2 separate regions of the Homo sapiens genome follow, and region 1 is linked to region 2. A link is a loop called in an ENCODE intact Hi-C map of the cell type or tissue named here. Cell type or tissue: PC-9. All regions are shown on one strand. Each heading gives the region's core, and the rest is flanking DNA. Links, peaks and the distances in the headings are about the cores only. Region 1 holds the start of LOC124906356 (small nucleolar RNA U13). Region 2 overlaps CMSS1 (cms1 ribosomal small subunit homolog).

Evidence for each region. A loop is a pair of places that touch in the nucleus more often than their neighbours do. Peaks named below come from ENCODE experiments on the same cell type or tissue, not always from the same donor. Only the 100,000 strongest peaks of a DNase experiment are listed, where the experiment ranks them.
Region 1: it touches region 2 in a loop (23-fold over the local background); 2 of 110 quality-filtered maps call a loop at or near these places.

Annotation. Positions count from the first base shown.
Region 1 is chr3:101,189,810-101,202,268 of GRCh38, reverse strand. LOC124906356 (small nucleolar RNA U13) reads right to left here and starts at 437; the gene lies at 334-437. RefSeq lists an enhancer at 3,429-3,930. In PC-9, for the core only: CTCF peaks have their summits at 5,760 and 5,961 (motif pointing right); DNase peaks (open chromatin) are centred at 6,008 and 8,078.
Region 2 is chr3:99,825,370-99,837,828 of GRCh38, reverse strand. All of the region lies in intron 1 of CMSS1 (cms1 ribosomal small subunit homolog), which reads right to left. It overlaps FILIP1L (filamin A interacting protein 1 like), which reads left to right. Exons shown (of 6, transcript NM_001387850.1): 6 at 7,224-9,018. The coding sequence ends at 7,415. All of the region lies in intron 1 of LOC105374010 (a long non-coding RNA gene), which reads right to left. Among named protein-coding and RNA genes, the nearest start is that of HP09053, 7.7 kb to the right of the region's middle. In PC-9, for the core only: a CTCF peak has its summit at 5,678 (motif pointing left); a DNase peak (open chromatin) is centred at 5,628.

The sequences.
Region 1 (12,459 bases), core at 1,470-9,469, 1.4 Mb before region 2:
ATATTTTAGTGATAGTTAAGATTTAAAAACTTGAATATCCAGTCTTATAAAAGTTACAAGTCCTATCCTAACTACCACTGCAAAAACTTACATAATTTAGAAGATCATTAGATTTTCAAGGTGAACCAGATTTTAAATATAAATCCTAGGTATTTGATAGTATTGCAAAATTATTCTTGTAAAGTTACTTGAAGCATTGGTACTGATTAAGTTATTAAAAAGAAAAAATGAAGATACTTGAAGCTAAGTATACTTAAGCATAAAATATATATTACGGAAACAAAAAGAGCCACTGAATGATGAAAGGATAATTATTTTACTTTATTATTTTCATGTCAGGTGGGTAATGTGCTGACATTGTAACAAGGTTTGAGGGAAGTACATTTCACACATGCATATAAAAACCCAACCATTATGCTTATAAACCACAAAAGAATTGAGAATTGTTTTTTACACTGATTGAAGTTTGAGGAATACGGTTTGTTTTTCTAGGGCTTTCCCTGCTGGAAATGATCACCCTGCATAATGGCTATATTTTAAGTCAAATGTTATGCTCCACATTAGCAAGTTATTCATTTAATCAGGCATGGAAAACCCATCTTTCTGGGCCATATTTTTATGCTCAGGTTTAATAGTTTGCAGAATGACCTCAATAAGTTGTTTAAATCTGTATTTGGAAAGGAGTCCTCAATCAGAATTCTCAAAGAACAGCTCTTGCTCAGGTTTCTCTCTGCACTTCTTCGTTATAATTATCTGTATGTAGATCTGTCGTTCTCCAATTGTGTCCCTGGACCAGTAGCATCAGCATTGTCTGGGTCCATTCCCGAAGTGCACATCTCAGATGTCCCCCAGACCTGCTGCATCAGAAGCTAGGGGGATGGGGTCAAACACTGTGTATTTTAATATGTTTTCCATGTAATTCTGATGCTTGCTAAGTGTGAGAACCAAAGAGCTACATTGTATCAAACTTTTAAAAATTATTCAATTATGTTGGGCCAAATTCTGGTAGAACAGTATGAGGAGAAGTCTCTACTTCTACTGTGATTACAGGTGGTCAGAGAACTTGGTCATGTGCCTGGCAGAGAAACCTCACTGCTGTGTTTCCCCACTCATATAAAAGAATGAATTGTTTGCTCTTTCTTTAGGAAATCAAACTAGGTATCCTGGAGTGCCTGGCCCTAAAACTGATAGAACAGCGCTTATCTCAGCAGTCCAATCAAATTCTGCACCCTAATATAGAAAGAAATACCCTTAAGAAAAGATTCTTAAAGATAAGAAGATTCTCACTCTTTGAAAGTCTGCATGAAATAACTTAGCAACATAAATTTTAGCCAGAAGGAGCTTAGATAATTTCTTTAGTTTTATTGCTGTCAAAAGGAATATTCTGCTCAAATAGATAAGACTTTTTTTCTGATCTTAAAAGCCTCTAAAGACGGTCGCAATCACTTGTAATCACTTTGTTACTAAACTTAAAGTTTAATAGCTGTAAATGTCAGAAAATGCATTTTTTACATTTCCTATGTTATTTGCTGTGTTAAGGTCACATGGCAATTCAAGTATTGCCTAAAACCGTTTTTCATAGTTGACAGTTTGGACACTTCAGTTGCCAAATTCTGTTGTGCTTTGAAGCAGATGATAACCCTCTAGGGCTTGTGAAAACACAGCTTTGGAGAAGATAACCCTCTAGGGCTTGTGAAGGGGGGACAAATCTGACTCTGCCCAAATCAATACAGACTCTTCTCACCCCAACCCAAATCTCTTTAGTCTGAATACTGGAGGAGGGAAAATCCTTAGAGTTGAGCCATTAGCCTGTGTGTGTGTGTGTGTTTGTGTTCGTGTGTGTGGTGGGGGATATGTGTAAGGGGGGGTGCTTTCTCTCTAAAGCTAATGGGAGATACAGGGCATGCACACATTCATACATTCATGACATGGAGTAAAATAAGTAAAGTGAAATTATTTTATGTTTTACCTACTGTCTCAAGCCTGTTCAACAAACCAGTTAAAAAGACTCAAACTTTTAAAGTGCAGGTACAACGTCAAATGATACTCAAATGGATTTTTAAGAATAGAATTATCACTGTATTACTTAAGGATTACACTTGTCTTAAATATCATAGGCACTTTCAACTCAATAATTATTCCTTGTGATTTATATGTGTAAGCTATGGCAAATGGTAAAATAATAGTACACTTTTATAATGATTGGTTAAGATTTATTGTTTTGTTATCAGGGAGTTTCTGAGAACATTTTCTTCCTTTCCTATTTTTAGCTGTGATGATACTTCAGATATTATAAAATGTAGAGTTCACTTACTGGGGTAGGGTTGAATCAAGCTGATCATTCTCACTCTGGAGAGCTCTGTTAGAAAATCATTCCTTTTGGATGTGAAGGACCTCTTCAAGGAGAACTACAAACTGCTGCTCAATGAAATAAAAGAGGACACAAACAAATGGAAGAACATTCCATGCTCATGGGTAGGAAGAATCAATATCATGAAAATGGCCATACTGCCCAAGGTAATTTATAGATTCAATGCCATCCCCATCAAGCTACCAATGACTTTCTTCACAGAACTGGAAAAAACTACTTTAAAGTTCATATGGAAACAAAAAAGAGCCTGCATCACCAAGTCAATCCTAAGCCAAAAGAGCAAAGCTGCAGGCATCATGCTACCTGACTTGAAACTATACTATAAGGCTACAGTAACCAAAACAGCATGGTACTGGTACCAAAACAGAGATATAGATCAATGGAACAGAACAGAGCCCTCAGAAATAACGCCGCATATCTACAACTATCTGATCTTTGACAAACCTGAGAAAAACAAGCAATGGGGAAAGGATTCCCTATTTAATCAATGGTGCTGGGAAAACTGGCTAGCCATATGTAGAAAGCTGAAACTGGATCCCTTCCTTACACCTTATACACAAATTAATTCAAGATGGATTAAAGACTTAAACGTTAGACCTAAAACCATAAAAACCCTAGAAGAAAACCTAGCAATACCATTCAGGACATAGGCATGGGCAAGAACTTCATGTCTAAAACACCAAAAGCAATGGCAACAAAAGCCAAAATTGACAAATGGGATCTAATTAAACTAAAGAGCTTCTGCACAGCAAAAGAAACTACCATCAGAGTGAACAGGCAACCTACAAAATGGGAGAAAATTTTCGCAACCTACTCATCTGACAAAGGGCTAATATCCAGAATCTACAATGAACTCAAACAAATTTACAAGAAAAAAACAACCCCATCAAAAAGTGGGCAAAGGATATGAACAGACACTTCTCAAAAGACATTTATGCAGCCAAAAGACACATGAAAAAATGCTCATCATCACTGGCCATCAGAGAAATGCAAATCAAAACCGCAATGAGACACCATCTCACACCAGTTAGAATGGCAATCATTTAAAAGTCAGGAAACAACAGGTGCTGGAGAGGATGTGGAGAAATAGGAACACTTTTACACTGTTGGTGGGACTGTAAACTAGTTCAACCATTGTGGAAGTCAGTGTGGCGATTCCTCAGGGATCTAGAACTAGAAATATCATTTGACCCAGCCATCCCATTACTGGGTATATACCCAAAGGACTATAAATCATGCTGCTATAAAGACACATGCACACGTATGTTTATTGTGGCACTATTCACAATAGCAAAGACTTGGAACCAACCCAAATGTCCAACAATGATAGACTGGATTAAGAAAATGTGGCACATATACACCATGGAATACTACGCAGCCATAAAAAATGATGAGTTCATGTCCTTTGTAGGGACATGGATGAAATTGGAAATCATCATTCTCAGTAAACTATCGCAAGGACAAAAAACCAAACACCACATGTTCTCACTCATAGATGGGAATTGAACAATGAGAACACATGGACACAGGAAGGGGAACATCACACTCTGGGGACTGTTGTGGGGTGGGGGGAGGGGGGAGGGGTGGGGGGAGGGGGGAGATTAGGTATATCTCCTAATGCTAAATGACGAGTTAGTGGGTGCAGCACACCAGCATGGCACATGTATACATATGTAACTAACCTGCACATTGTGCACATGTACCCTAAAACTTAAAGTATAATTAAAAAAAAAAAAAAAACCATTCCTTTCACTGAGCTGAGGCAGCTCTCCTTGTACACTGTTTCCAGGACAATAAGAGACTGTCATTATGAGAGGCTCATGATGAGTCTATGACTCTCTGTAGAGATAAGGAAAAGAAGAAAATATTTTTTCCATTTCACAGCCAAGAACAGACACAGACACAAGCACCATAACAGAGGGGACAGGATTCAAATTATTGAGTAGGGATTTTGATTTTCATACTCAAAGCAGACCAGAGTTTCCATATTAGTGTCTCCTAAAGACATTTTATTTGTTTTGCTGAATTGAAAGAAAGACAAAATGTGTTCTCTCGACCCATGCCACCCAGTAGAAATATAATGTGAGCCATATACATACTTTTAAATGTTCTAGTACCACATTAAAAAGGTAAACGGAAAAAAGTGAAATTAATTTTAATAAAATATTTGTCTTAGTGGATACAAGCTATTATGATTTCACAATGTAATCATTATAAGGAATTAATGATATTCTACATCTTTTTTTGTATTAAGGTTTCAAAAATCACAACACACCTCGGTTTGGACTAGCCACATATCAAGTGCTCAATAGTCACAGGTGGATAGTGACGACCTATTGAACAGCACAACTCTGGAATCTCCTTTTCCAACACTTCCCTACTGCTTCAACTTCCCTTCCCCATCCAAAATACAAAGTGTCTTTGCAGACATTGAGTTCCTGTCTCCGGAAGTGTCTGAGCAGAGGGTGGGTGACTACCATTTGGTGGTAATATTGTGGAACTCTGAATAAAGAGCGTCAGTGGAAGTTTGGACAACGAAAGTGTTAAAATCCTTTCTAATCCCTAAGTTTTGTGATGCTGTGATACTGAGAAAGGAGACATGAAATTGTGGGTTTGGAAAGAACTTCTTTCCGTATTAGATGTGCTATTTCCTGCCATTATCTCTTGATTTGTAATTCACTCCTTTGCTACTTCTAGTATGAATGCAATGATTACTTATAGGGTGCTATATAGCCTATAAACCACTCTCATAAACACTAGTGTTTCATTCAATTATTTCCTCACTCACTTAGTAAAAGCATATTAGTCCCTGCAATGTATTAGTCTCTGTTCCAGGAGCTGGAATGTATTAACCACAGCGGGTAAGATAGGCACAGCCCCTGGGCCCATAAAAGATTCAAGCTCATTTGTTCCTACTCTTCCTTACCTCCGGTTTTTGGAACCTCTCCACCCAAGTTTGGCTTGAGCCACCAGGAGCCATACACTGACTGATATGAAAATAGTGGTCTGACTAGTCTCCTGGTGTAGAATGTCAACCCATCCCTGAAGCGCAGTTTTCAGTGACAAGAAAACTGAAGATGGGGTTCTCAGCTTCTCTGGTGTGATTAAGGCACTAGAAAAAAAAACCAGCACTGAGGAGAAGTAAAATCTGCTGATGTTCAGCTACATGCACGAGTTGAAATTGTCATTTGCATTAAAATTCCCTTTGCTGTCAGCTGCCACATGGATGCTTAATCTCCTTTGACTCTCTGCTACACCTTTTTGTGCGTTATCTGAAAGTTCTGGAAGAATTAAAGCTTCTTCTGAGCAGTGTTTATTAGTTATGATGCTCCTGCTTTAGAGAAAGAAAAATAATGGAAACTTCAGTTGTCAGAAAAACTGATGTTTGGGCCTGATAGAAAAAAAAAACGAGGATTTATGATGAAGGAAAATCATTCATAGAAATATTTCAAGGATTCAATTATGATTTTGTTTAGTAAGTTTGAAAATACTCTATCTCACTCATTTAGTTCTTTAGTGTCCAAAACATTTTGGGAACTCAGTTGCTGAATTCTACAGTATTCAACTTCTCTCGAATGTCTTCTACCACCAGAGAGCAGCAGAGATTTATAGGTAGTTAATGAGTCCCCTAGATACCAATAAACAAGGAAGCTTGGCCACTTGATTTGATCTCATTAAGTAAATAGCTAGTAAGTAGAAGAGGCAGCTGATTAACTACCAGAATGTTCACCCGTTAGCCTGTATCCCTACCCTTTCACCCTTTCTCTCTCTGGGATGTGCGTATATGTGATTTTAATGATTTACGACATGGGTTGGGAAGGGTTTTCTAACTTTTCTAGGAGCTTTGGGGATGGGTCAAAATGTACCTTGTTCTTCCACACTCACTCATGCCATAGCCTGAGTAATACAGGAAGGAAGTGAATCAAAAGTCTGAGAAAGTACAGTTCTTTTTCTCTAGACCAGGCATCATCAAACTGCTGCCCACAGGCCAAATCTAGTTTGCCACCTGTTTTTACAAATTAAGTTTTATTTCAACACAACCACACCGATTTGCTTATGTTTTGCCTATGGCTGCTCTTATGCTACAATGGCAGAATTAAGTAGTTGAGACCATATGCAACCATATGGCTTGAAAAGCCTAAATTATGTATTGTCTTGTCCTTCACAGGAAAAGTTTGCTAACCCCTGCTCGATGCTGTATCAGTATTTAAATTATGGAATATATAGGAAAGCAGAAAGAGTCTCGGACTGGGAGGACTTTAACAACTATAGTACCAGTCCTGGTCCTGCGGGTTGGTAGTAATGTGTCCTTGGGCAAGTTCTTTAATGTTTTGAGCCCTAGGTGGCCTCATCTGTAAATGGGGGCTGGGGACTCAGGGTGTAGTTTGAACTTGGTAGTATCCAAGATCCTTTCCAGATTGAAAGTTCTATGAGGATTTTTAAAATTACTCTTGCTTTTTTATAGTTTTAAATTACTCTTGGCGTTTTTATAGTTTATGTGGAATTGCAATCCCCAGTGTTGGATGTGGGGCCTGGTGGGAGGGGATTGGCTCATGGGAGTGGTTTCTGATGGTTTAGCAGCATCTCCTTAGTGCCGTCTCGTGATAGAGTTCTCATGAGATCTGGTTGTTTGATGTACTATCTCCCGCTTCACTCTCTTTCTTCTGCTCTGACCGTGCAAGATGTGTTGCCTTCCTCTTCGCTTTTCTGCCACGATTGTAAGTTTCCTGAGGCCTCCCCAGCCATGCTTCCTGTACAGCCTGCAGAACTGTGAGTCAATTAAACCTCTTTTCTTTATAAATTACCCAGTCTCGGGTAGTTCCTTATAGGTGTGAGAATAGACTGATACAGCATCTGACAAAGCATCTATAAGGAACTTAGACAAATTTACAAGAAAAAAAAAGCACCATAAAAAGTAGGCAAAGGACATGAAAAGACACTTTTCAAAAGAAGATATACATGCGGCAAATAATCATGTAAAAAAAGCTCAACATCACTGATCATTAAAGAAATGCAAATCAAAACCTCAATGAGATACCATCTCACACCGGTCAGATGGCTATTATTAAAAAGTCAAAAGATAACAGATGCTGGTGAGATTGTTGAGAAAAAGCAATGCTTATACACTGTTGGTGAGAGTATAAATTAGTCCAACCATTGCGGAAGACAGTATGGCAATTCCTCAAAGACCTGAAGACAGAAATACCATTCGACCCAGCAATCTCATTACTGGATATATACCCAAAGGAATATAAATTATTCTATTATGAAGACACATACACAAGTATGTTCATTGCAGTACCATTCATCATAGCAAATACATGGAATCAACCTCAATGCCCATCTGTGATAACTGGATAAAGAAAATGTGGTTTTATACTACATGTTCTCACTTATAAATAGGAGCTAAATAATGAGAACACATGGACACACAGAGCAGAACAAAACACCATGGGCCCTTTCGGAGGGTGGAGGGTGGAAGGAGTGAGAGGATCAGGAAAAATCACTAATGGGTACTAGGCTTAATACCTGGGTAATGAAATAATCTGTACAACAACCCCACTTGACACAAATTTACCTATGGAAGAAACCTGCCCATGCACCCATGAACCTAAAATAAAAGTTAAAAAAATTATACACATTTCAGAAGGGTACTCATCAAATAGTGAAGATTAATATCACATTCCTCAGGAGATGACACACAACTGGAGGTATTCGTGTTACATCATGTGGCAGATACAGTGCAGTCCTATCCCCAGAGAACTGACTTTTATGGAATTTGGCCTCAGTATAGAATATATTGCTGACATATGCTATATGTTATTTCATGCTTGTTATTATATGTAACGCAATGCATTGTTGCAATTAAGCCTACAAGTTGATGCCTATGAGGATTTGAGACAAAGTAAAACTTTTACCTCTAAGTACTTAGACGTAAAACGTGTCACTGATGTTAGGAAAGATGACAGGACAAAGGCCCTGGGGTCTTGGGCTGTGGAAAAAGTGGAGCCTGTAGCTTTTCAAAAAGTAACTACCTTCACGATCATTTATATAGGACCATATTTAATGAGCTCCTTATGGTGAATGATGATTATGTCCTCTGTTTTCTCTATAAAAGTAAGAAGTGGGGTAATTTTCAAATGTTTTCAACTTGCATATTTATTATTCAAACTAAAATATTCCTCTTTTTCTTTTTGCCTAGAGTATTCTAGCCATTCTTTCTCTTTGAGCTCCCAGCCCGTTGTTCATAGTCTCACATGTAGCAAGGATGTATGGAGGATAACATAAGCTTTCTGAGTTTACAGATTTTATCATTAGGTAGAACAAAATCCAATGCCTTGGTGCTGTTTCTCTCTCAGTGTACTTGTGCCCCAAGGGGAACATCAAGCCTCAGGATAAACATGTCTTCTTTTGTGGGAGTATCAACTTTACCGCAGTGTATGAGATGTAATATAATTTTTATATTAAAACACACCCAGATTTATTATAGAATAGAATATGAAATCTGAATTATTTTTAAACACAGAACACTACTGTGCATGACTTTTTTTTTTGCAAGATGTGAGCAATATAATGTAATATTTAAAGTACAATCTCTGGACTCAGGTGAACCACAAAAACTTCACTTGGCTTTGGACAAATTTTTAAATCCTTTTATCCCTCAGTTTCTTTTTCTATAAAGTGGAGCTGATGTTAATATGTAACTTATAGAGTTGATGTGAGCATTAAAGGTACTTAATGTTTACTATGTTTAGCACATAGTAAACACACAAATGATGCTGCTGGTAGCAATATGCTCAGAACCTTGAAGGTAAAAATGGATGCTCCTGGGTCACTAGGGGTGGAGATGCTTGCACAGCACTGCTCTGGAGAAATTAAGTCCTACTTCTGCCCTCTCCTTTCTGGGTCAGGGTATTCAGAACATGCTGAGGAACTGGCCCAAAGCACAACTGTGATGGAGCAATTGTTACGCTTGACCTCAGAGCCAGTGGTGCTTGATGGATGGTGTATAGTCTTTGGATCACTAGGAGTGAAACATCACCAGGAGAGAAACAGATGGGAAGGCTGGATTGGCCAGTGAGTGGGCAAGGATGAAGAACCACGGATTTTAACTGAAGGATTTGCAAGTGACCCAGCTTCCCCAAGAGCAGTGTCAGGGCCCGAGGTTAAATATTAGATCAGAATGAGAACTAGAAGGTACTAATGCTATCATCCTCTCCAGTGGCCAAGACTGACCCTACTAATGCATTACCACACGTTTTCAAGCAGAGCGCAGGTAAGGCTTCAGAATCTTCCTAAATTTGTTGATCCAGGCAGACACTACTAAATGATTATCACTTGAGAAGATTTTTTTTCTGGGTAGCTCTTGAGAGATTCCAGGAGCTTTGGACACTATTATATATATGTAAGAAAAGCCAGCAACAGAAGTGGCTTCAAAGACTCGCCTGCTTGGAGAAACCTTCTGTGATTCATGATATTTTAGTTTCTATTTCCTACAAACAACTGTTTTAATCCAGCTTTCAGGATGAAAAACAGTAAGATAAAACTAATGACAGAAGCTTGAATAACATATACCAAAATCCTAACTTTCCTGATATATTTTAAGAAGAGTTTGTTAATCAAAATGAGTGGGTGTCATGTTGGAATTTTATCATAAGGGGTTTTGCATAAACTCCTGCCTGATTCTGCCTAGACTAGTTGGTGTTTTCCATTCTCAGATGGGAGGCATATGTGTAGGTTATACCAATGCACAGGCTATACTAATGCACAGGCACTCAGGCCAGTGCCGACCGAGGCTCAAGGGAGGGAAGTTAGGTTACAAGGAAGAAGGGTAAAGACTATGTGTTGTGGTCAGTGGACGAAGCACAAACATGAAGTTGTTTTACTTTTTGCCAGTCATTACCACTAGCTTCATTAAGTTGGATCTCCCTTCTCCACTATGTAGCAAAGAATTTGACTTTCTGGAGGCTAAGGCTGAGGATTGCTTGAGTTCAGGAGTTTGAGGTTACAGCGAGTTATGAGCTGTCACTGCCACTTCAGCCTGCGTGACGGAGCAAGATTCAGTCTCAATAGTAATAATAATGATAATAATAATGTAATAAAACTAACCTAAAGAGAGATCTGGTCTTTGCACTGATTCCTGGGAGGAATTCTCTGAGTCCCTGAAATGTCCTGCTGCTAAAAATGTCTTTGTTTACCTGGGGGCCTTGGTCCACACTGGATAGTCTAACAGTGTGATTAAGGTGGGGGCTTTTGGTCATGTGTTACTGGTTATGTGAGCAGTTATCTTGTATACATTAGAGCCTCAATAAAGACTCTGGACACGGAGGCTGGGGTGAGCTTCCATGGTTGGCAGTACTCAGTGTGCATCGTCCCATTTTGTTGCTGGGCAAGTTAATGCTGTCTGCGACTGCACTGGGAGAGGACAGCTGGAAGCTGCATGAGTGGAACTTTCCTGGACTCTGTCCCATGCCTCTCTTCTCTTGGCTGATTTTAATCTGTATCATGTCACTGTAATAAACCATAATCATGTGTATGACAGATTTCAGTGGGTTCTGTGAGTCCTAGCAAGTTACCAAATCTGAGGGTGGTCTTGGGAACCCTTGAACTTACAATTGGTGCCAGAAATGAGGGTGATCTTGGGGACTGTTCCTTAATTTTCCACCCACTTAAAGCAGATTCCTTATGATATCATGGATGGATTCAGTAGCTTTCCAGATCCTTTGGTTAGTGAGGATCTATTGAATTTAAAGTTCCAATTTTAAAGTTTCAGTCGTTTTCATTACCAACCAGATTTGTAGCTAGAGGGACTTGATGTGGGAGGGGTAGGTCTTGGTTTTCTCTTTCAGTCTTGTGCCCCCCTCACTGTGGGAGTATGTGATCTTCCTCTGGAATTCTCCCTCTTCTTCTAAGTCTCTAGCTTCTCATTTGGTTTGAGCCTTGATAAGAGAGAGGAAAAGAGACAAATGTTGCACTTTATTGGTTGTCCTTGCTTTTTTAGCTAACCCTGAACAGCTAACTGATGCCGTCTGTGTGGTAAGTGTCAAAAGTGCTGGTGCTCTCATGGGACATGTGATGGGCTCTCCCAGGGTTTGAAGGGTCCTGACTGTACCTCTTTACCTCCTCCAAACCTCATCTCAGCTGCCTTAGTGCTGGGACCTCCTCTCCCTGGGAAGAGGGCATTGAAAAGATTATTCAGATTGCATTTTTCAGGGTCACTTGACACCATTATTAGGGTTACTGTGGCTGAGCTCATCCTTGTTACCTCTTTAGTTCTGTTCCCTGCTCTGGTGGCCAAAGGGTAGACTAGTGGTACTTGGTCTCAGGTCGGCTTCACAGTCTTAAAAATTATTGAAGGCTTTGAAGAGCTTTTGTTTATGTGAGTTATAGCTATCAATATTTACCATATTAGAAATTAAAACTGAGAAATTACAAAAACTTTATTTACTCCTTTAAAATAATAATAAACACATTATGTGTTAACATAATTAATTTCTTAAATAAAAAATAACTAGATTTCCTCAAAGAAAGTGAGAGAGAAGAGTGGCATTGTTTTTCATTTTTGCAAATATCTTTAATGTTTGACTTACAAAATGATAGCTGGATTCTTACTTTATTCTGCATTCAATTTGTTATGATTTTAAAAATTAAGGTATCCAGACTAAATCTGGCCTGATACAGATAGACAGTTGGAAAAGGAATTGTATTTTTATAGCCTTTTCAGATAATTGTGAGTAGTCTTTTGAAATACTACATCAAAATTTAACAAGTGGTAGTTTCTTTAAGGTTGATTGCGATGTGGAGTCTAAAACCATATCATGAACTTTGCATACTCTATTACATTTTAACCCATTGGTCCGTCTTCCATGCTGAGTAATCTCTTACCCATGCATGATTTTGTAACATCATGCAGTGGTCATTTGAAAAATATTGGTTTACTTAGCTACTCAGATCCTCCAAATGTGGACACATTTCATTATTTAATGTCTAAAAGAAATCACACTACTAATCTCATTAGAAGTCTAAGCATTGGGAGGCTGTCAAGCTCACTGTGGTGGACACAAGTTTTCTAATATTCTAATTTTAGT
Region 2 (12,459 bases), core at 1,382-9,381:
TTCTGCCTTTGCAGAAACAGAAAATTTTCCCAGATGGTACACTCTAAATCTGGATTTCTATTTCTCAAGGAACACTGTAACTTAATAAGACTGGCACTCCCAAAATCATTTTTTAGAAATAATCACTATGTATCTTCCCAGGTCAGAAGGAGAAGTGTTGGGGTTCAACCCTGTCAGTCTCCAAATTCAGGAGTACAAAACTGTAAACCAAGGAAGCATCCCAAGTAAAAACTGCCACTGCAAAGGAAAGTTGTCAAGTTGGCTCCTATGTCTCCCCTCACAATACAATAATCTGCATCAACACAGACACTCTTCAAACAACTCAAAGTAATTCCTCAAAAATGCATTATTATCCTTTACAATTAGTGGTTTGGCTGTTTTTTTTTTTTCTCTCTTCTCTTTAACTAGAAAAAGCTATTCTTCTTCTATTCTTATGCCTTTTCATGGTGTTCTTGCCTGAATTCACTGTGCCTGAGATCAGTCACTTTTGAAGCCTCAGAAAACCACTGTTTTATATAAACAGGAGCTAACTAAAAACTGCAAGAGGTCCTCAAAAGTTCCATAACACAAGAGGCAGATAGTTATTCCTTTAGGGCAACAGGGAGGGAATCAGTGAGTACGGATCATGCTGAGAAGAACAGCTCTCATAGTAATTTATATAAGCAGCCCATTTATTTCATATGAAATTTCCTGATTATAAGAGTATGTATTAATTACAGAAACTGAAAAATATAAATGCTTCTGAGGCTGCTGATTATAGCTTCTAAGGACAATGAGAAGACTAGGGAGAACAATGGACGATTATTACTATTTTTTTAGGCCAAACCTATCAAATATGGTCCTATTCCAGGTTTTTCTCAGACTGCCAATAAGGAAGGAAATACGCTTTAGGGAGGCTATCCTGTCCTTACTGCATGGCTCTGTGCCACAAAGTGGCAAACCTTTCTGCGAGTACAAGTTTATGTAATTTGTCTGATTGGTTCAGACACAATGGCTGAGGGGCCAGCCAGGTTACTGGAAGAGAGGTGCAGGATTTCCTTTCCCCTAGCAAGCCAATCACTCCCTGGATAGTGGTTCAATCACTATGTACTGTTCAAGTAATGGGAATAAATGCCTCCTTAGGTGGCTGTTCTCAGAACTAGTTATATTCTTATCATTAAGATAGAGTGGCCTTGTGCAGAGGATGTGGGCACATGGTAGGGTCCCACAAAATTCATCTCAGGCTCTGGGAAAGGGATGTAGAAGTACCTATGGTGGGAGAAGAAAAGAGCGGCAGTTGAGTGGGAATTACATTTTTCTCTCTGGCTGTCTCAGGCACTTGAGTAGTATCAACAATTTCTCTACCACGATCCTCAAAGCAACATCTCCAAAATTTCAACTCTACCAAACAGTTCCACATGGAAGGCCCAACTATACACTTCAAACTTAGCATGCGCCCATAACCCAATATACTATCTTTCTTGAACTGCTCTTTGTCTCGCCTCTATTGATGGTCCATCACCTTCCCCACTGCTCAGGTTCAACATCTGGGAACTATTCTCCACTTCTCTGCTCATCCTCCACTCTGTCATATTATTTCTTTCTCTGTCCTCCCCACTTATTTGTACTACTACTCCCCAAGCCCAGAATTTAGGACAGATGGTACTGTAAGATAGTTAATCTACTACACTTAAATCCTCACCTCTATAATCCAGCCTTAAATACCATTCTGATCACAGCAATTCTCCAGCCTCCCAGAAAACAGCACTTAAAATTGCTTAGTGCCCAAAGTCCAAACCTTCTACCATGGCCTTCATCTTTCGTTTCATCTCCCTTTGAAACTCTGGACATACCCTCACATCTTCACCAGGACACCATACTAACTATCCTCCCACATACTACTGGGCCTTCTTACCTTTGATCATGCTGTTTGTAGGGCTGAAATACTCTTCTTCCTTTGTTCCTCATACTAAAATCCTACTCATCCCTCATGTGTCACTTCCTCTGGAAAACCTTCCTTACTTTTTAGTTTTCCACTGAGTTTCCAAAACTGCTGTCTGTAATTCTATTATTGCACGTCATTCTACCTCATAATTATTTGTTACCCCTCCTATGCTATCATCTCAAAAGCAAGAATCAGCTATCATTTATTTTTGAACTCCTTATATCAATGTTTCTTAAAATGCAGTCATTGACCACCTTCATCAGAATCACATATGACTTTGCAGAGTTTCACATTCCCAGACCTATTAATTCCCACTGCAGGGATTCTGCATCCTAACAGGCTCTCTGGGCATATAAAATTTAAGAACCATGGTCCTATTCTACCCAGGACTTAAATAGTGCTCATAGTAGGTGCTCAACAAAAGCTCATATGGCTAATAAAGGCACCTGGTAGCCATAGCTGGCCTGCATTTGTCCTTTTCACAGAATCACAGAATGTCAAAGCCAAAGGACTTTACAGGTGATCTAAAAGAACTACTGCATTTTTCAAACAAAAGACATGAAAACAGGAAAGAACAGATAATGTCTCTGGGTGAACTCTAAAAAAGAAAGATTCACAAGGACCAGACAAAGTAGCATAAGGAGGATAAAGGACATGTGAGTGGGCCTTTTCTGGGTCAAAGGTGATTAGAAGTATAGCCCAGGAATCAGTGCTGCTTATTCAGCTGCCTTAACTCCCACCCTTAGCAACATATTGCCTATAAATAATTGGAGAGAGAGGAAAGTTGAGAGATAAAGCAGGAAAACAAGAAAGGTAAAACAATCAAAGAAGTTAGGATTATGACCAAGAAATAGGCATCTTAAGAAGTGATATAAGGAAAAAGACAAAGATGATGCTGATGATGATCACAACAGGAACACCTAACACCCGAAACTTTAGATGGGCCAGGGACTTTATTACACAATATCTCTACTCCCCAAAGAAAACTTACAAGTAGGTATTTCAATCCCCAGATGAAGATTACAAAAGAGGAAACTGAGGTTTACATGGGTAAAGTGTTTGCTCAAAGAGACACAGCTAGTTAGTGCCAAAACTAGAATGAAGACCCAAGACTGGCTCCACGGCTTGTGCTCTAGATACTACCCAAAGGCTGTTATAAGATGTAAGCCTGAGAATGACTAAAACAATTAAGTGGGTGCAAATGAAGAAATGAGAAAGACACAGGAGAGGGGAGGGAGGAAAGGGTACAAAAAAAGAAAAGCTGAGTAAAAGGAAAAAAGTTCACAGATGGATAAAAAGAGAACAAATGAGGAAGACAAGTATTTAAGGTTAGTATATTTTATTTTAACAAAGTATTGCTACATCTGATGCTTGGTCTGACACAAAGTGGGGGCAACTGGGTTTGGAGCGATTTTGAAAACTTTATTTCAATGTTTATTCTTGGATTGCCCCCACTGCTGACTGTATAATTTCCACAGAAAGAGAGATTGAGAGGTGACTAGGTACAACCACAAACCATGATACATTACAGAATAAAGGCACCTATTTACTCTAACCTTTGCATCAGATATTGGACAACTCTTTAATATAAGCCATAGAAGTAGAACACTATTCAAAACCAAATGATCTCTCATAGGAGGTTAATGAGAATGAGCTAATAAAATCAAACAGCTTTCCTTTGAAAGACCCTTTCCTGTATAAAGCGTAAAACTTGTAGTGATAAAGTTTCATTGTTTAATAGGGGAGCTCTGAGAAAAATCAAGAGAAAAAAGCCAAAGCATCATTATGAAATTTTGGGCTAGCTGCCAGATTCATTATCTCTTATTTCCATTCCACCACTCCCCATAAATTAGCAGTGATTTGTCAAACAATATAAAAGACAAAAGAAAAGAAGGCAATAATATTTCAAATATATTTTTCTTCAGTTTAGCATTTCCTTCTTTTCATCACCATATCCATCATCATTGCTTATATACTTTCCCATTAAACACTGAGATAAAAACAAAACTACAAAAACACTGTCAATTCTGATAACACATGGCCTTGGCCAAGCATTCCACAGCTAAGTCCCCAAGGGAGTGAGCAGCCCTGAATCCAACCACCGTCCCACACCACCTCAATTACCACATATCAAAATGACCAGAGGTCTCTGGGAGTCTTCAACTTCTCAACCTCTAGAGCTAAGGTGTGATGCAGTCCCTGGAGTCAGGACCGCTCCTGAGAAAACACTGCTTTCTTACACAACACGTTGTCAATACAGATCAAAAAGTTCAAAGCACTTACAAAATTAATTTCCTTTAGAGAAAAGGAAACATCCTGACTCCAGCTGTCTGAGATCTGATAGTTTCTCCATAAATGCTGATTTTGTTCTGGTATATTTGTGCTCCATGATAAAGTGGAAGAACAAAAGAGTCATGTAGAAATTGGGCTATAGAACTGAGACTTTGAATACAACTGAAAACACTTCACCTTTCCATACTTCTTTTGCTCATTATGACTCAATGCCTTCTAATAACTCACTGTAACCAGGGAGTCTTCTAGATTGCTAGGTTTCTTTTGAGAATCTATGGATAAAACAAACCAACACTTTTAGAATTTAATATATTCCACAAATTTACTCCTCTTCTTTCTACTGCTCCCTAGGTGGAACCACTTCTTCTGCCTCATTGAACTCAACATCCTTCAGACTTTTAAGGCATTCCAAATCCCAGTCTTCATGTTGAACTGGGTTAAGCATTTATTAAAAAATCGTTTTCTTCTATGAATGAGCTTTCCAACTTGCTTAATCTCCTCCAAGACATCTGCTCTTTGATGAAACCCAGGAGCCTCCAACTCTGAGTAGAACATTCACTGTGTGGTCTTAAAAGAGCCATATGCATGTATTTCTCTTGCAATATGCATTCCAAATTTGGACAAAACTTTCTTGGAGCTATTTGACATAACGCTCTATAAAAATGATCCAAGAGATGACACATTTTAATGCTCCATACCTCATTTACTGAAACATGTCCAAGGATAAGTCATACAAGAAAAAAAAAAAAAACAACTTTTTTTTTTTTTTTTTTGAGACAGAGTCTTGCTCTGTGGCCCAGGCTGGAGTGCAATGCTATGATCTCGGCTCACTGCAACCTCCGCCTCGTGGGTTCAAGCGATTCTCCTGCCTTAGCCTCCAAGTAGCTGGGATTACAGGAGTGCGCCACGACGCCCGGCTGTTTTGTATTTTCAGTAGAGACAGGGTTTCACCGTGTTGGCCAGGCTGGTCTCGAACTCCTGACCTCAAGTGATCCGCCCGCCTCAGCCTCGCAAAGTGCTGGGATTACAGGTATGAGCCACTGCGCTAGGCCTTTTTTTTTTTTTTTTTAAAGATTTGGGAATGGCTGGGCGCAGTGGCTCACACCTGTAATCCCAGCACTTTGGGAGGCCAAGGCGGGCGGATCATGAGGTCAGGAGATCGAGATCATCCTGGCTAACACAGTGAAACCCCGTCTCTACTAAAAATACAAAAAATTAGCCGGGCGTGGTGGCGGTCGCCTGTGGTCCCAGCTACTGGGGAGGCTGAGGCAGGAGAATGGCGGGAGCCCGGGAGGCGGAGCTTGCAGTGAGCCGATATCGCGCCACTGCACTCCAGTCTGGGTGATACAGCGAGACTCCGTCTCAAAAAAAAAAAAAAAAAGATTTAGGAATGACAATTGGGGTTGTTCTGATAAAATAACAAGCCTTTGCTGCCATCTAGAGGTAAAAACTACGTAATGAAAATGGAGTTACCTAGAAAACAAAAGCTTGCACATCAATGGTGTAGAAACAAGTAGGAGCCCAGTAACCTTCAGGCAGCTGGGCCTGAAAGTATCAGTGACCACCATTCCAAGCCACATTTTCTTCACCAACACGTATCAGTGTTGCTCAAAAGAAACGAGCTCCACCAATACTGTGTGTCATACCAATCTGTCTCGGCCTTTCACAGTATTGAACTATGCATACCCAGGTAGGCTAGAGTTCCAGGTGAAGAAAAAATAAAGCTTACATCTAAAGGAAGTTCAATTATGGCAGCACTTTTCCAAGTGTGGTAGGCCAACCACCTGAGTTGAAGAAATCACTCTGAGAGTTTATTAAAAATGTGAATTGCTGGACATATCCACAAACCAATGAATTACAATGCATAGGAGTAAGATTCAGAAATCTACAATTTAAAGACGATCCCAACATAGATTTTTGAACACTAAATTGGAGACCCAATCTAAATCTTGATAAAGTTACAGGACATCACAGAAATCCATCTTGGGAAGGCTATTATTAATGCTATAGTCACAATATTAGCAGACTTGATTAGTCTGTCACTGACTTCAACTGCAGCTTCTACTGCTCATGGCTTGGATAATATGGTTGTTCACAGAAATGTCCTGATCTCCAAGTTGTTTCCTTCCTTTTTCGTCTTTTAAAACAATTTAGTGTTCCTTTTTCTCATAGCATACTTACTATAAAATATGTGGAGAACACAGAAAATGTAAGAAAAATCAAAAGTACCTGTAAGTCCACTAATCAGGGTTAACAACCAATAGCATGGGTGCATTTTCTTTTAGTATTTTTCTCTTCACATGTAAATAATTAAAGCATGTACACAGTTTTAAATTCTACTTTTAACATATCTAAGTAAACGTTTTCCTGAAGCTTTGGCCTCATTAACAAAGCATGTTGTCATAATTATACTATAATTCATTTAACACATCCTATTCATTTAACTGTCCATTTTTCATCATTATAAACAATGCTAAAATCAAATATCCTTGACTGCCTCTCTACATCCTAGAAAAGATTCATAAGGCTCTTGATACATACTACCAAGCTGTTCCACTAATCATCATTGGAGCTGCCCATCTCACTCATACTGTGAAAACTTTTAAAAGTCTGAAGGCCCAAGTCAAATGCCATATTCTTCATGAAGCACTCTTAAAGACAATCTCATTCGAAATTAACCTTTCTCTGGCAATCTCATGGCTCTTTGAGATTAATTTGGGACACTACTCTTGTATATGTCCTACTACACCGTGATTGCCAAATATCTATTCATCTCTGTATCTACCACTATCTCTATCAAGAACTGTGCACACAGCACACATTCAACACACACCAGATTACTTTACTGACATTCTTTTCTTCAACCTGACGATCTTTGATCTGATACATCCCCAGAAACTGGTGCTTTCAAAGCCAAATCCTCCAAACTGACTCCATGTCCTAAACAATTTCTACTTCTCCACCAACTGTACCATTAATTACCTTTTGTTCTCTTGTTTAATTCAAGATCAAGGAGGTATGCAAGCAGAGAATCCCAGCACGGATCCCTAAACCGAAATCTACAGGCATCACCAAGATTTCCACTAAAGCCCCCACAGTGCCTATGGATAAGCCTATTTACCAAAATGGCTGTGGGAAGCTACACATCGTGAGAACTGTCACCTCCAACACCTTCCTCCACGTGGGAGGGAGAAGGTAACTCATACCAATGCACTGCCTGGATACATTCATCTACAGAAATATGTGGAAAGCTAAAATTACCACTATGAAAGGCCAAAGGACCATCTCTCCAGGAAATGGTGAAGCAGCTTTGTGGACCTGATGAAGATCATCCCCCAAAAAGCAGCACGTCTACAATTATTTTACTTCTATATGTGTATATGCACACACAAACACTCGCAGGCCTAGACCCACACCCAAATCTACCCATTTCCTCATCCGACATATAATCTAACCCAAAGATGAACTATCTAGAATCAGCCTGGGATAGGACTGAATTCACTAGAACAGTTCAAGAGTTTTCTGGTGAAAACAGAAGTAATTCTTCATTCTACAGAACTTTGCTGATTAATCATATTTTGCTAAGAAAAGGTGATAGCAAAAATTCCTAATCTGAGTCAAGAAAATCAGATTATTTCCATCAAGATGACAGGACAATTAAAATCACACTTTAAGGTCTAAAACTATGATTTCTTTATGACCAGGAGGGAAAAAGCAAAGTGATAATTCTTAAAGGAGGAAAAGCATAACAAAAGTGAATAACAGCCGAATATATCCTTTGTGCAGAATACCTGACAATCACTGGTGTAGTAAGCATACCTGACCACTGGCACTTAGTCTCAGTAACATTGAGATATTTTAGGGAGACATGAATCAATATTCCAGGTGCTTGAAAAAATACAGAATTTATCATCTCACAGGACATTGTTTATTCATATCTCTTCTCTGAATAAACACTATCGAAAATCAGTTGATTCAACAAAAGCTTGGGGTTAGGAGACTCAAATTCCAATCCTAGATTTTCATTCATGTGACAACGAGCTTTGCATTCATCAATCTAAGCCTTGAGTTTCCACATGTAAAACAGGAAAGTGAAATAATTCCTCAGGTCCCTTCCAGTTCTGATAACCTATGAATATGCCCAACTATTAATACAAAATGTTGAATTCAAACAGTCATCTATAAGGGTAGACACAGTCCCCTGGCAGAAAGCTAAAGCAATTCTTTACATCACACTGAAAACTCTCTCATTGAATTGAGAGAAAGGTGTGCCTGTAATTCAGTGTGGACAGAGTAATACAGGACATTTTAAGACAAGGCATGTTTGACACAAAAGGCAGTTCAAAAAACATTTCAAAAAGCTTCAATCGAGGGGGGAAAAAAATCAATGGAACGACACTAAACATTTTTTGTGATCCTTCACTAAAAACTGGAAGCATGACCCTGGAAGAAATCCTCATGGTTAAGGACTGCTTTAGCCAGCTGCCCTGGGTTGGAGCCAGCAGAGCAAGAGTAAAGGAACTCCCATTCCCCATACTTATCTAACTAAGTCCACCTCATTGCACTAATGCCACTGTACAAACACCCCCAGGCCCCTGCAATTTCAAGGAGGAGAAGGAGCTAGAGGCCTGGGCAGCATTGAAAGGGATGATGGGCAGCATTGAGAGGGATGATGGGCAGCATTGAGAGGGATGATAGGCAGCATTGAGAGGGATGATGGGCAGCAGTCCCAGCAGGCAAGTGGCAGAGGGCAGTAGGGGGAGGTCAAGTGAATTAAAAGCCTGAAATGGAAAAGTCGAAGTGAAAGGAAAGCAGGAAGAGAATAGTAGAAGGGGATGGACTACAAAAGAAGGTGAAGACTGGGCATGGTGGCTCACGCCAGTAACCCCAGCACTTTGGGAGGCTGAGGTGAGAGGATTTCTTGAGGCCAGGAGCTCAAGACCAGTCTGGGCAACTTGGCAAGACCTTGTCTCTCCGAAAAGAAAAAAAAAAAAAAAAGCCAGGTGTGGTGGTGCACACCTGTAGTCCTAGCTAATTAGGAGGAAGAGGCAAGAGGACTGTTTGAGCCCAGAAGTCCGAGGCTGCAGTGAGCATGATCACACCACTGCACTCCAGACTGACTGACAGAGCAAGACCTTGTTTGTGGGGAAAAAAAAAAAAAAGGGTGCAGTGATGAAGCTCTAACATCAAAAAAAAAAAAATACACGTATGTACAGAGTGCTTAGTATTGTGCCTCACATAGAGCAGGTATTTGATAAATCTAGAGTGAATAGAGAATGAGTAAATGAAGAAGAGAAGGCCATTCAGTCAAGACATTTTCTCACTTGAGAAAACATGCTAAGAGATAGCAATGGTATGACAGGGTTAGGAAAAGTAGTTATGCCCAGGTGACATTCAACATTGGTAATTATGCTAATAGAAAAAAAACCCATTGGAATCCCTTAGTGAAAACCAAACAGGTTGAAAAGAAGCATAAAACAGGAAAAACAACATGCACTAACAATAGTCCCAGAAAAACAAAATACCTTGGGAAAAATTTTACTCTGAAATGAAGCACAAAATACGTTGTATGTTGAAGCTTTCAAAATTGTTTTCTCCCATGTCAGGAGACTTCCTAAAGTACATTTTTATCCAAGCTAGCATAAGTTTAAGAGGAAGCACAAAAAGAGGGACAAGATAGTATACAAAGTACTAAAAAATTTAGGTAGAAGCCAGGCACGGTGGCTCACGCCTGTAATCCCAGCACTTTGGGAGTCCGAGGCGGTGGATCACCTGAGGTTGGGAGTTCGAGACCAGCTTCACCAACGTGGAGAAACCTCGTCTCTACTAAAAATGCAAAATTAGCCGGGCATGGTGGCGCATGCCTGTAATCCCAGCTACTCCGGAGGCTGAGGCAGAAGAATCTGCTTGAACCTGGGAGGCGGAGGTTGCAGTGAGCCGAGATTGCGCCATTGCACTCCAGCCTGGGCAGTAAGAGCAAAACTCCGTCTCAAATTAAAAAAAGAAAAAATTTGCGTAGAAAAATGTTGACACTTCTATGGGAACCAGCAGAAACTCATCTTTAAATGGTAATGCAGTTCTAATCCCATTAAGACAAAAGTCTTCAAAGTAAAGTTACATTTGCCGGGTGCGGTGACTCACACCTGTAATCCCAGCACTTTGGGAGGCCAAGGCGGGCAGATCACATGAGGCCAGGAGTTTGAGGCCAGTCTGGTCAACATGGCGAAATTCCATCTCTATTAAAAACACAAAAATTAGCTGGGCTTGGTGGTGCATGGCTGTAATCCCAGCTACTCAGGAGGCTGAGGCACGAGAATCGCTTGAGTCTGGGAGGCAGAGGGTGCAGTAGGCCAAGATCATGCCACTGCACTATAGCCTTGGTGACAGAGTGAGACTCTGTCTCAAAATAATAACAATAAATAAAGTTATATTTTAACAAAAGGATTGACAACCAAAAACCATGCTTGTTTCAAGCAATATGTATTAATAATATAATAAAAATGCAAATACAACTATAAAGTGAGAATACTATTTGGAGTTCAAAACAGTAATGTCTGACCTATATGTAACACAACTGAAATATAAAGCATCTTTCCTCCTGGGCATGTTGTTTCCGCAGAAGTGTGGCCTCTGAAGAAAAATGAAAATAAAAGAAGCTGACCTAATAATTCTAGAGTGATTTCACCTGATGAACTGTTTCAAAGTAAGCAGATAAAAATCCAAGTGAGTGAAAACAAATCCAATTTGTAACAAAAATGTTAAAAACCTGATACTTTTAAGCTGAAGTCTTTTCCTGGTCCTTCATTTATTTACCTTCAAGGTTTCTGAACTAATCTTGAGATATTTTAGAATCAAATATCTGATTTTAACAGATATGTGACTGGTCTAATACATAGCTGATAACTACTAAGTAACGGAGTAACTAAGGTAAAACACAATTCTCTCTGGATTTGTTTCAAATTTCTTCTCCTGAAGACACGTGACATACAATTCACGATGTGACTTTGAGTTTGGGGCAGCGTTTGCAAACTGCGGTTCACAGGCCAAATTCAACCCACTGTGAAAGTTGAAAAACAATCAAAATAAGACTATTTTGTGACGTGAAAATTACATAAAATTCAAATATTGTTGTCCATAAATAAAATTTTATTGGAACACAGCCATACTCATTCGTTTACACATTTATTTTCTATGACTGCTTTTACACTGCAACAGCAGTTATGACGGTGATGACTGGACCCACACAACCTAAAATATTTATTATCTGGATTTATATGAAAAAAGTTTGCTGACCTCTGGTCTAGTGTGAACTAGAACAAGGAACTCAGAAATAGGAATTTAAGAGCTTGATCAACTACTTTTTATAAGCAATATTAGCCATTTAAAAATCAATTAAGAATTCTATGAAAGCTGATAAAAATGGGGAAACTATATTTCAAGCTGTGATATATTTAGTAAAATGTATAATTCTATGAATGCATCTGAAGTGTTCCACTAAATAACATCAGATTAACAACAGATAAAAGACTTGTGCTGGGCCGGGCTCCGTGGCTCACACCTGTAAATCCTAGCACTTTGGGAGGCGGAGGCAGGCGGATCATGAGGACAGGAGATCAAGACCATCCTGCCTAACGTGGTGAAACCCCCCTCTACTAAAAATACAAAAAATTAGCCAGGCATGGTGGCATGCACCTGTAGTCCCAGCTACTTAGGAGGCTGAGGCAGGAGAATCGCTTCAACTCAGGAGGCGGAGGTTGCAGTGTGCCAAGATTGCGCCACTGCACTCCAGCCTGGGGGACAAGAGCAAAACTCTGTCTCAAAAAAAAAAAAAAAAAAAGAAAAAGAAAAAAAGAAAAAAAGATTTGTGCCACAAAATGATATATTATTATTGAATCTGAGGGAGGAAATGGAAGTTATGTATAGGCCTTCCACATTTATGAGTTGTATTTTTCAAGAGATTCATGGACATTTAGCAAAATTATAGCAGGAACTACCTGACATGCAATTTAGGGAAATATGCATAAATTTCCACCTTTAAATGTTCGTAATTGTTGTCAAGAACCACTCATTTAATCATCTGAAAGAACTGTGGAAATTATATGCAGTAAATTAAACCAGACCATGAAGGTTATCTAAGTGTCCATCTGTTACAGCCTTCAAGTGTAGAGCAATGACTAATAACATAGTCATTTTTCTCCCTCCTCTTTCTTCTTTCCTTCCCCTTGCTTTTTAAATTCATCCTG